Linked DNA regions of Homo sapiens: region 1 is linked to region 2. The links are chromatin contacts, found by Hi-C or POLR2A ChIA-PET in ENCODE. All regions are on one chromosome and are shown on one strand. The core of a region is the stretch at or near the end of the contact, and the rest is flanking DNA. Distances in the headings are between cores, read along the strand shown. Region 1 overlaps SMC5 (structural maintenance of chromosomes 5). Region 2 overlaps SMC5-DT (SMC5 divergent transcript).

Region 1 (4,173 bases), core at 897-3,396, 56 kb before region 2:
ATCAGAAATGCCTGAAGTTACATGTCTACCCCCAAGGCAGGTAATTTCAAAACTTAGTCTCAGAATGGTCCTGAAGAATAGAAACACACATATATTTGGGCATCTGTTAGCAAAAGAGCCCACTTTCTTACCTAATCATCCTAACATAATTTTGTCGTCAGGCCCACCCACGCACGAAAAATTTGTAATCAGCCTTTTAATGCCTTACTTTTAACCATAAAGAGAACCAAAGATTCTCAGATAAGCAAGGAAAGACTCCAGGAAGAAAGCAAGAAACCAAAGTAAGAAAAGAAACAAAAATCTACTAAGAAAAAACAATATTATAAAGGAAAAAAAACTTTAAAAACTTTTAATTTATATTCTCAGATTGAGAAGCTGCACATATCAAAAACAGGATACTACAAATTGAAACAAGATTTTTCCTTAGCAATAAATTACCTGCAGTAGGCTAAAGTTTTACAATGTAAGTGTCTTCATTTCTAGAAATTGGAGCTATAAACCAAGATTATATCAAAACAGAGTAAAACTCAACAATAAAAATATAATAAAAAGTTCCAGTCAGGGGCAGTGGCTCATGCCTGCAATCCCAGCACTTTGGGAAGCCAAGGCAGGTGGATAGCTTGAGCTCAGGCGTTCGAGGCCAACCTGGGCATCACGGCAAAAACCCATCTCTACAAAAATTCAAAAAAGTACCTGGGTGTGGTCGCATGCACCTGTGGTCCCAGCTACTCAGGAGGCTGAGGTGGGAGGATTATTTGAGCCTGAGAGGCGGAGGCTGCAGTGAGCCAAGATCACACCACTGTACTCCAACCTGGGTAACAGAGACCCTGTCTCAAAAAAAAAAAAAAAAAAAAAGACGAAAAGTTCCATAGTTTAAGTATACTTTGTCTCATTAATTTCAATCATGCATAAAGGTACATACGCATTTTCTACATAAGCGTCATCACTGATTTTTCAAAATAAAAGGTCTATTTCTGTGTTTTAAACAACAACAGAATAAATCCCTTAGACCTTAGTTTTTGCTGTTAAGGTAACCAAATCCACCATTATCCTATTAAAAAACTACAGCCACCCAGCTACAAATATCATAAGGCACAGCTGCTAGTAGTTTTGAGAAATTTTCCACAATTGTCCTCTGAGCAACTACTATACTTCCAAATCTTACTTTCCCTCGGATTAAGAAATAGAGAATGCAGAGGATCTTGGCCATTCCCCAACAAGAATCTGTCTCATAATCTGTATTTGAAAACAAAAGTTAGAGCAAACTTTAATGTAATAAAAATTTTAGTATGAAACCTTACATGTTTATCTTTCCTTTCTATAACATCTTGCTTCTGTTTGCATTTTTGAGATGCCTCCTTAATATCTGTTGCCTGTAAAATTAAACCGGGGAGAGGGGGGGACAGCTAGTTAAAAACTCATGCAAGCAAATTATATGGCCCTGCCCATTCAAATATCGAGTTAACCCACAACAATTTACATCAAGCAAAATCCATAATTATCAACAAAATACCAACAGTTATTTGCAAGTCTATAAAAGGTTATTCCTAATGATATTAATAAACAGTTGCAGTAATACGCATGCATGTTTTTTCTCTTTACATTTATCTTCCTGTCTTATTTCATCTGATCCTAAAAACAACCCTACAGGATAATCAGGACAAATATTACTGACTGGTAGGGCTCAAAAGAGGCCAAGTAACCTTTATACATAGCTAAAAAATGGAAACTAATTATAAAAAATCAGGTCTGATTTCAAATGCAGAGTTCTATCATACCAAGTATGCTACCTCCTTGATATTTTTCATTAACACATAAAACACATACATGACATATTATAGACACATATTACACATCATTAACACCTATAATATGTAATTCAAACATAGTAGAAAACAGGGCTATACAGAAAACAACATTATAGACTAAGACTACTATTCTTGGACAGGCTTGTTTGCAAGGTCGGTCCTTGGTTGTTGTCTGGAAATTTGGATTTTGGGAGTGTTTCTACCATTTCCTAACTGATAAGAGTGGCTCACTGTGCGTGTTTGTACAAACAATGTGGCTGATGCAGAACATCTGCTTTCCTTCTTGCATTCTGGAAGTTAACAACATGCTGCTAGAAGGCCTAGTTGCCTAACGCCCATAAAAACCTTGGGTGCTGAGTCTGTAATGCACTTCCCTTGTAGACAGGACTTTTAAAATGTTGTCATAATTTGATGATGGAAGAATTAAGCACATTCTGTGTGATTTCTCTGGGGGAGGACCCTTGGAAGCTTGTGCCTGGTTTCTTCTAGACTTTGTCCTCAGGGCATTTTCCCTTTCCTGACTGTTTTGCATCCTTTTGCTGTAATAAATCTTAGCTGTGAGCCCTCCTAGGAAATCATGTCTCCGGTGGATCTCTGATGCCAAGAGACAATAGTTTCTTCTGATAGAGGAAAATTAATTTTCTGATGCTAGTAACACTGATGTATGTATGCTTAAATCATACATGCTAATCATGTAAGATAAAGATTACTATTATTGTCCTCACCTGACTGAGGAGACTAAAACTCAGAGAGACTAAACGATTTGCTGAAGGTCAGACAGCTGAGTGAGGATTTAAAATACAGGTCTGTGTGTCTCAAAAGCTATGCCCTGTCCATAACACTTCATCACCTGCCTGGAATTAAAAAAAAAAAATTACAAGTATTGGAAAAAGTTTTCTGCTGGAACAGAATGAGCAGGAAGAAGAACAGCATGAATATTAAACAAAATTAACCACTGTGTTCTGTTGCAAGGCTATGGGTGCTAATAACTACTTTTACTATAGACTGACATAAGGTACCACTTCAGAATTATTTCTTTAGGAAAATAATTCTAAAACATCTTAGGCCATGCAGATTTTCACATAAATAAATTAGGCTCATGGATGTTTGACAATGAGCCTAATATAACAATAGCTGGGCTTCTGTTATAAATAGACAAAACAAAGGGTTAAATATGTTTCCTTAATTAAGAGATCTCAAATTTATTATGTACATATTTTCCACTACAAAAGTAGTTTTACAGTAACAGAAAATTCAAGAACCAAAAAAAGCAATTACAAATCCACAACTTAACTATAACCAACCATCATTAACATAACAACGACTGCCAATTATTAGTTTCATATCCTTGAGGAAGTCGTGTTATCACTGGTATTCAGTATCTGTAACAATAAAATGAGGGGGCTTGTCTAGATAATATCTACAATTCCTTTTCCCCGTAACATTTAAAATGACCAATGGCAACGCTTTTTCAGAATCAGATCTAATCAAGTCCTAAAACCTTTATCTGATCTTAGTAACTGTTTAATTTTTTGGACTTGAGTGCAATAATTTTAACTCACTTTAACCTGTATTAGAATTAAGATATAGTGGAGCTTTTCCCACATGATAGTAGCAAAGTCAAAACTGTTGATTCATTTCCTCTGTTACAAAGTTTACTTTATATTCCTAGATATGGCCTTTCTCACTCAGTAGAAATGCTCAACATAGTATCTGGTACAATCTAGCTCAAGAAGTCATTTTTCTGACTTTCAGGTGCCTAAAAAGAGAAAAGTACAATCACATCTAGAAATCGAAGAGCTCCACATAACTTCTTTTTTTACAAACAAAAGATGAAACTTACATTAGTCAAACCTGTATAAATGGCAATCTTAAATTCAGTAACAAAAACCCTGGAGTAGCATATTCACAAGAATAAAACACAATCTTTAAAACCTTTAAAAATAGAGATGATGCCTGTAAAAAAAAATACTGCTAAGTTCATAACACACTATCTCCTAAATGATCTTTCAATAGCAGAAATCATGTTTCATACAATTTTTTCCCAATAGCAGTGCCAGGCTAAGATCCACCCTTTACCATCACTGACACCCATCTTCAAGCACAGTGGCCAACATCAGGGGTATACAGTACACAAAGGTTGTGAATGGTTTTCTGGTTTCATAAAATTACCTATATATAGCATAAATTCCGCTGGTCTAATTACAAATAATTCTACATATTTGAGGCAACTGACAATTTATATCAGAGATTCTTTATTGATTTATTTTTAAATTTTTATTATTATATACATTTTTTGAGATAGGGCCTCGCTCTGTCACCCATGCTGGAGAGCAGTGGCACAATCTCAGCTCACTGCAACCTC
Region 2 (4,065 bases), core at 1,254-3,753:
TCTCTTTCTATTAGATATGGCTAATTGCTTGTTTGTCTTTCACACTGAATTTTTAATTTTATGACTATTATTTATTATATGCAGAAGTTCTATTCGGTTTTTAAAAAATCTACCTGCTTTTTGCTGGGTGCAGTGCCATGTGCCTATAGTCCCCGCTATTTGAAAGGCTGAGGTAGGAGGATCACTTAAGCCCAGAGTTTCAGGCTATAGTGCACCATGATTGTGCCTATGGATAGCCACTGTACTCCAGTCTGGGCAACATAGTAAGACTCTCTCTCAAAACAAAAACAAAAATGAAAACAAAAACTATCTGCATTTTCATAGAGTATTGGCTTCGTTATATCTTTTTCTAATCATTTTAAAAAATACTTAAAGTGTCTACAAACAATTTTCATCTTATGAAGTCTTGGGTATATAATTCTTCTGTTTCTTAGCAGCTGATTTTTGCTGTTAGTGGATTCTTTCACAAAACGTTCTGTAGTTTTGGATTGTGAGCTTTCTTTAGTGCAGTTTTATATGTGTGAACTCTGCACAGCCTAGGTTGAGTGCACAGTCCCCTAAAGAATTTTATATTAATTTCAACCAGGTGCCCCAAGAATATCACTGGCCAGGGACATATTCTCACATTAAACTTTGAGCTTGTGGATTCCCAGATCATGAGGTCAGGGTAATTTTGCACTCTAAATTTGTGTAATATAACTAGGAATTCTCAAGGAAGAACTCCTATCCCCCATACCACAGTCTAAATGGAGAAGAGTTGGCATCCTACCAATCTCCCTGTGCTGAAGGAAGATTTCTATTTTTATTTTATTGTCTGGATTTACCCTTTTAGTAAAAATGTAGCTCTTCAAGAGTCTTGGGCTTATTTGTGAAGTCTCTGTTCTATCCTCCCCACCCTTGGCAGGCTCTTTTCTGATCCCTTTATGGCTTAAGAGCCTAAGCCCCCAGGTTACCAAGACTGACAACCTCCCTCCAGGTAGCTATAGCGTCAGCTTATGTACTTATATCTCTGCTTTTCAGTTCTCTTTTTCAAAGCAGAGGAGGGGTTGCAGAGGGTGTCTGGACATTTCCCTTACTTTCCTACCAGCTTAGGTATTCATTTACAATAAAGGTCGTCAAATTTCACCAAGAATTTTTAAATGTTTTGTCTTGTGTGTGTATGTGTACACATGTATATAGGGGAATGGGGCAGCGTTTAGATAATTTATTTTGCCACATAGAATACCTTCATGTTCTTAAGCATATAAATCTTGCCATGTTTGTTAATTTTTTGAATAAGCAATATGTTTATATGATATCAATAGGTATACATTGTGATGTTTCACTCACCTGCCTTTATGTATCTGTTTTCCATTTCCCCCCACCCTTTCTTGCCATATTTTTTTAATAGTCAGTGGGGTTTTTGATTTGGGTTCGAATTCACCGTGTATTTTTAAATATACAAGTATTCACGGTGCAGCCTGGTTCGTTTATGAAATGTTAGAGGCTGGGATTATCTGGGGAGAGTAATGTCCAGACAAATATATTAAAATGACCAGTGAAATTGTGATGGATCAAAGAGCACCATTATATTCCTTGTGATTTTTGAAACCTACATGCATGTTTGTACTAAACGAAATGCTTTTACTAAGCATTTGTTTATTTAATCCAGAAATCTTTGTTGAGTATGCTAGGCAGTGGGGGTACAAAACTGAGTAAGTGAGCATTCTTGAGGAGATAAACAAGAAGTTAGCTTTAGCAATGGTACATTTTGCTAGGGGCAAGTGGGATTTTGCTAGGGGCAAGTGGGATTTTGCTAGGGGCAAGTGGAGTGGGAAGAACACAGGGGAAAGCATTACCCAGCTACTAGTCAAAATGAGTTGTACTGTGAGTAATAAAGAAAAAGATGATAAAATGACAAGATTATATGTTTGCTTTATCCTTAAGATGGCGCTGTAAACTCACAATTCCTTCGTAGAAAAAGAATACATAAAAATCACCATATTTATCTGAAATTTCACTGAAACCTTATAAACTGGAATGGCTTCTGTGTGTCTGAGACTGTTGTAGGTGCTCATATTATTCTCGTTTAATCTTTGCAGCAACCTAAGAAGCAGGAATAAGTCTTTGCCCCATTTTGCAGACTAAGAAAAGGAGTCAGAGAGGGTGTAAATGACTTGCCTTCAGTCACGTAGCTTGTAAGTGGCAGACCCGAGATTTAAACAGACAGCATAAATCCAGAAACAGGGTCCTTAATCACTGTGCCATATTACCTCTTTATAGTAATCCATATGTTGAAAATGCAGTGTCATTAGAATTATTAGTTACAAAAACTCAGGGTTTTTTTTTTTTTTTTTTCCAGTTCTGGTTAAATCACACAAGTCCCTGGCATGAGACCAAGAAGTCACAGAGCCCAGGTCTTAGCCCTCAGAGTGTGAGAGAAGACATGAAGGCATCAGGGACACTGTGCGAGTGGGCACTGCTGCTTTCCACTGCTCTCCCTAGACTGCAGCCAGGAGGCTGCCTCTGCCCTGCCAGGTCAGATTCCCCCAAGAGGCCCTCCCATAGCACCCTGGGCATATGGCCGTTTTGTACTTAGCACTCCGAACTGTGTTGACTGGTTTCTCTCTCTCTCCCTCACTAATCTGTGAGCATTTTTGTAACCTCCATGCTCCGTACAATGCCTGGAGCATAGATTTCTCAAGAAATCTTTGTTGAACCTTTTCTTCCTCCATATTAAACCAGACCTTGCATCACAGGCACTATTTTCTCAGTATTCAGTCCTTCACTCCCTTCTATACACAAATAATCTCCATCCTAGACAGGAAATTATAGGAGAGAAGGCAATCTGTGTGAGAAAGCAATTTCTATTTGAAGCACTTGTGTGTTTAGGTGCTGCTGAGAATTGCAATAAAAGCCAACACTGGGCTTAAATTGTTAAGCAGTATCTGTTAGCTAGCATTTCTTCTCCCTGGGCATTTCTAAACCTGAGAAACCTATAATGTGCTTACTGTCCTTCCATGTATTCATCCATGTGAAATATAGTTAAAATGAAGGTGAAATATAGTTGAAATGAATGCCAAAGGCAACTTGGAAAGGGAAAAGAAGCATCAAACAATCGAATTTTGTCGAAGAAGCATAAATGAGGGAAGGGGAGTTAAGCAGCTCACTTTCCACCTCCTTTTTTTCTCTTAGATTAACTTCAGGTTGTTTCTTAGCAACAACTGGTAAGAATTACCTCCTTTTCTGCTCTAAGCCAATATCCAGTACCCCAACCCCCACCCTCTTTTCCCCCAATTTCCAAAGTTGGCATCCCTAGTAGGATTCCCAGTTTAGCAACCTTAGAGGCAATTTTGGTAGCCAATAAATCCTGTTGAAAGAGGGAAACTTGGAATCTTTGCCTAGAGTGTAAATTGACATTGAGGATGGAGCTGGTAGGAGAGCTGGCACGTTCAGGAGGTGACCTTGTAAGGATAAAAACACAGCTGTGTCAGCGAAACAGACTCTTTGAACAATGTCTGAAAATAGTATTCAACAAATGTTAGCTGTGATTATTACTATGGATTTATGTTACCAGCAAGGAGGCTGGTGAATGACTTTATTCACTCACCACATATTATAACCCCCTTACTAGGTACCAGATACTGTGTTGAGTCCTGAATATGCAATCTTCACTCCTTAATTCAGCAAATACAGTAATTCAGCAAATAACAGTATTTTTATTATAGAAAAATATTTAATTTGTATTCTTGTAGTTTGAGACAGTATCGCAAAGTCCGTTTTCAGTCAAGCTTATATGATTGGGAAAAAATATTACCTCCACAGGGTCCTGCCTGAAATTTAACATCATCAATGGCAATATCACTTCTTATTGATAGCTCTGGACAGGAATAATGCTTTGGAGGAATTATGATGCCTAGCCTAGTACGCAGCTGAATAGGTCAACATCTTGAAATCTTCCTTCCCCAATGTTTCAGCTCTGTTTAGGGATTTCCTCCACTATAGGCAGTTAATCATAAATAGAAAGAATTTCATTTGCAAAATTTTGTTTTATTATAAAATTTTATTTTCTCCATAAACTTCAGA

The links. A loop is a pair of places that touch in the nucleus more often than their neighbours do. ChIA-PET counts read pairs that join two places held with the same protein, here RNA polymerase II (POLR2A). Pooled maps may share reads with other maps.
Region 1: a map of GM12878 shows a loop between it and region 2 (4-fold over the local background). The contact joins two enhancer-like sites. A Hi-C loop is called at or near these places in 2 of 168 maps with a recorded cell type or tissue (GM12878 and ovary) and 1 of 50 pooled maps. POLR2A ChIA-PET finds 5 or more read pairs at or near these places in 1 of 52 experiments (T-cell).

The regions. Positions count from the first base shown.
Region 1 is chr9:70,283,400-70,287,572 of GRCh38, reverse strand. It overlaps SMC5 (structural maintenance of chromosomes 5), which reads right to left. Exons shown (of 25, transcript NM_015110.4): 8 at 1,302-1,373. Among named protein-coding and RNA genes, the nearest start is that of SMC5, 27 kb to the right of the region's middle. Within about 2 kb of position 2,146, at least 3 of the 41 ENCODE cell types and tissues checked have a DNase peak (open chromatin) inside an H3K27ac peak, as active enhancers do; they include ovary, where a contact is called at or near this core.
Region 2 is chr9:70,227,666-70,231,730 of GRCh38, reverse strand. It overlaps SMC5-DT (SMC5 divergent transcript), which reads left to right. Exons shown (of 4, transcript NR_039990.1): 3 at 2,342-2,517. Among named protein-coding and RNA genes, the nearest start is that of SMC5-DT, 29 kb to the left of the region's middle. Within about 2 kb of position 2,503, at least 6 of the 41 ENCODE cell types and tissues checked have a DNase peak (open chromatin) inside an H3K27ac peak, as active enhancers do; they include ovary, where a contact is called at or near this core.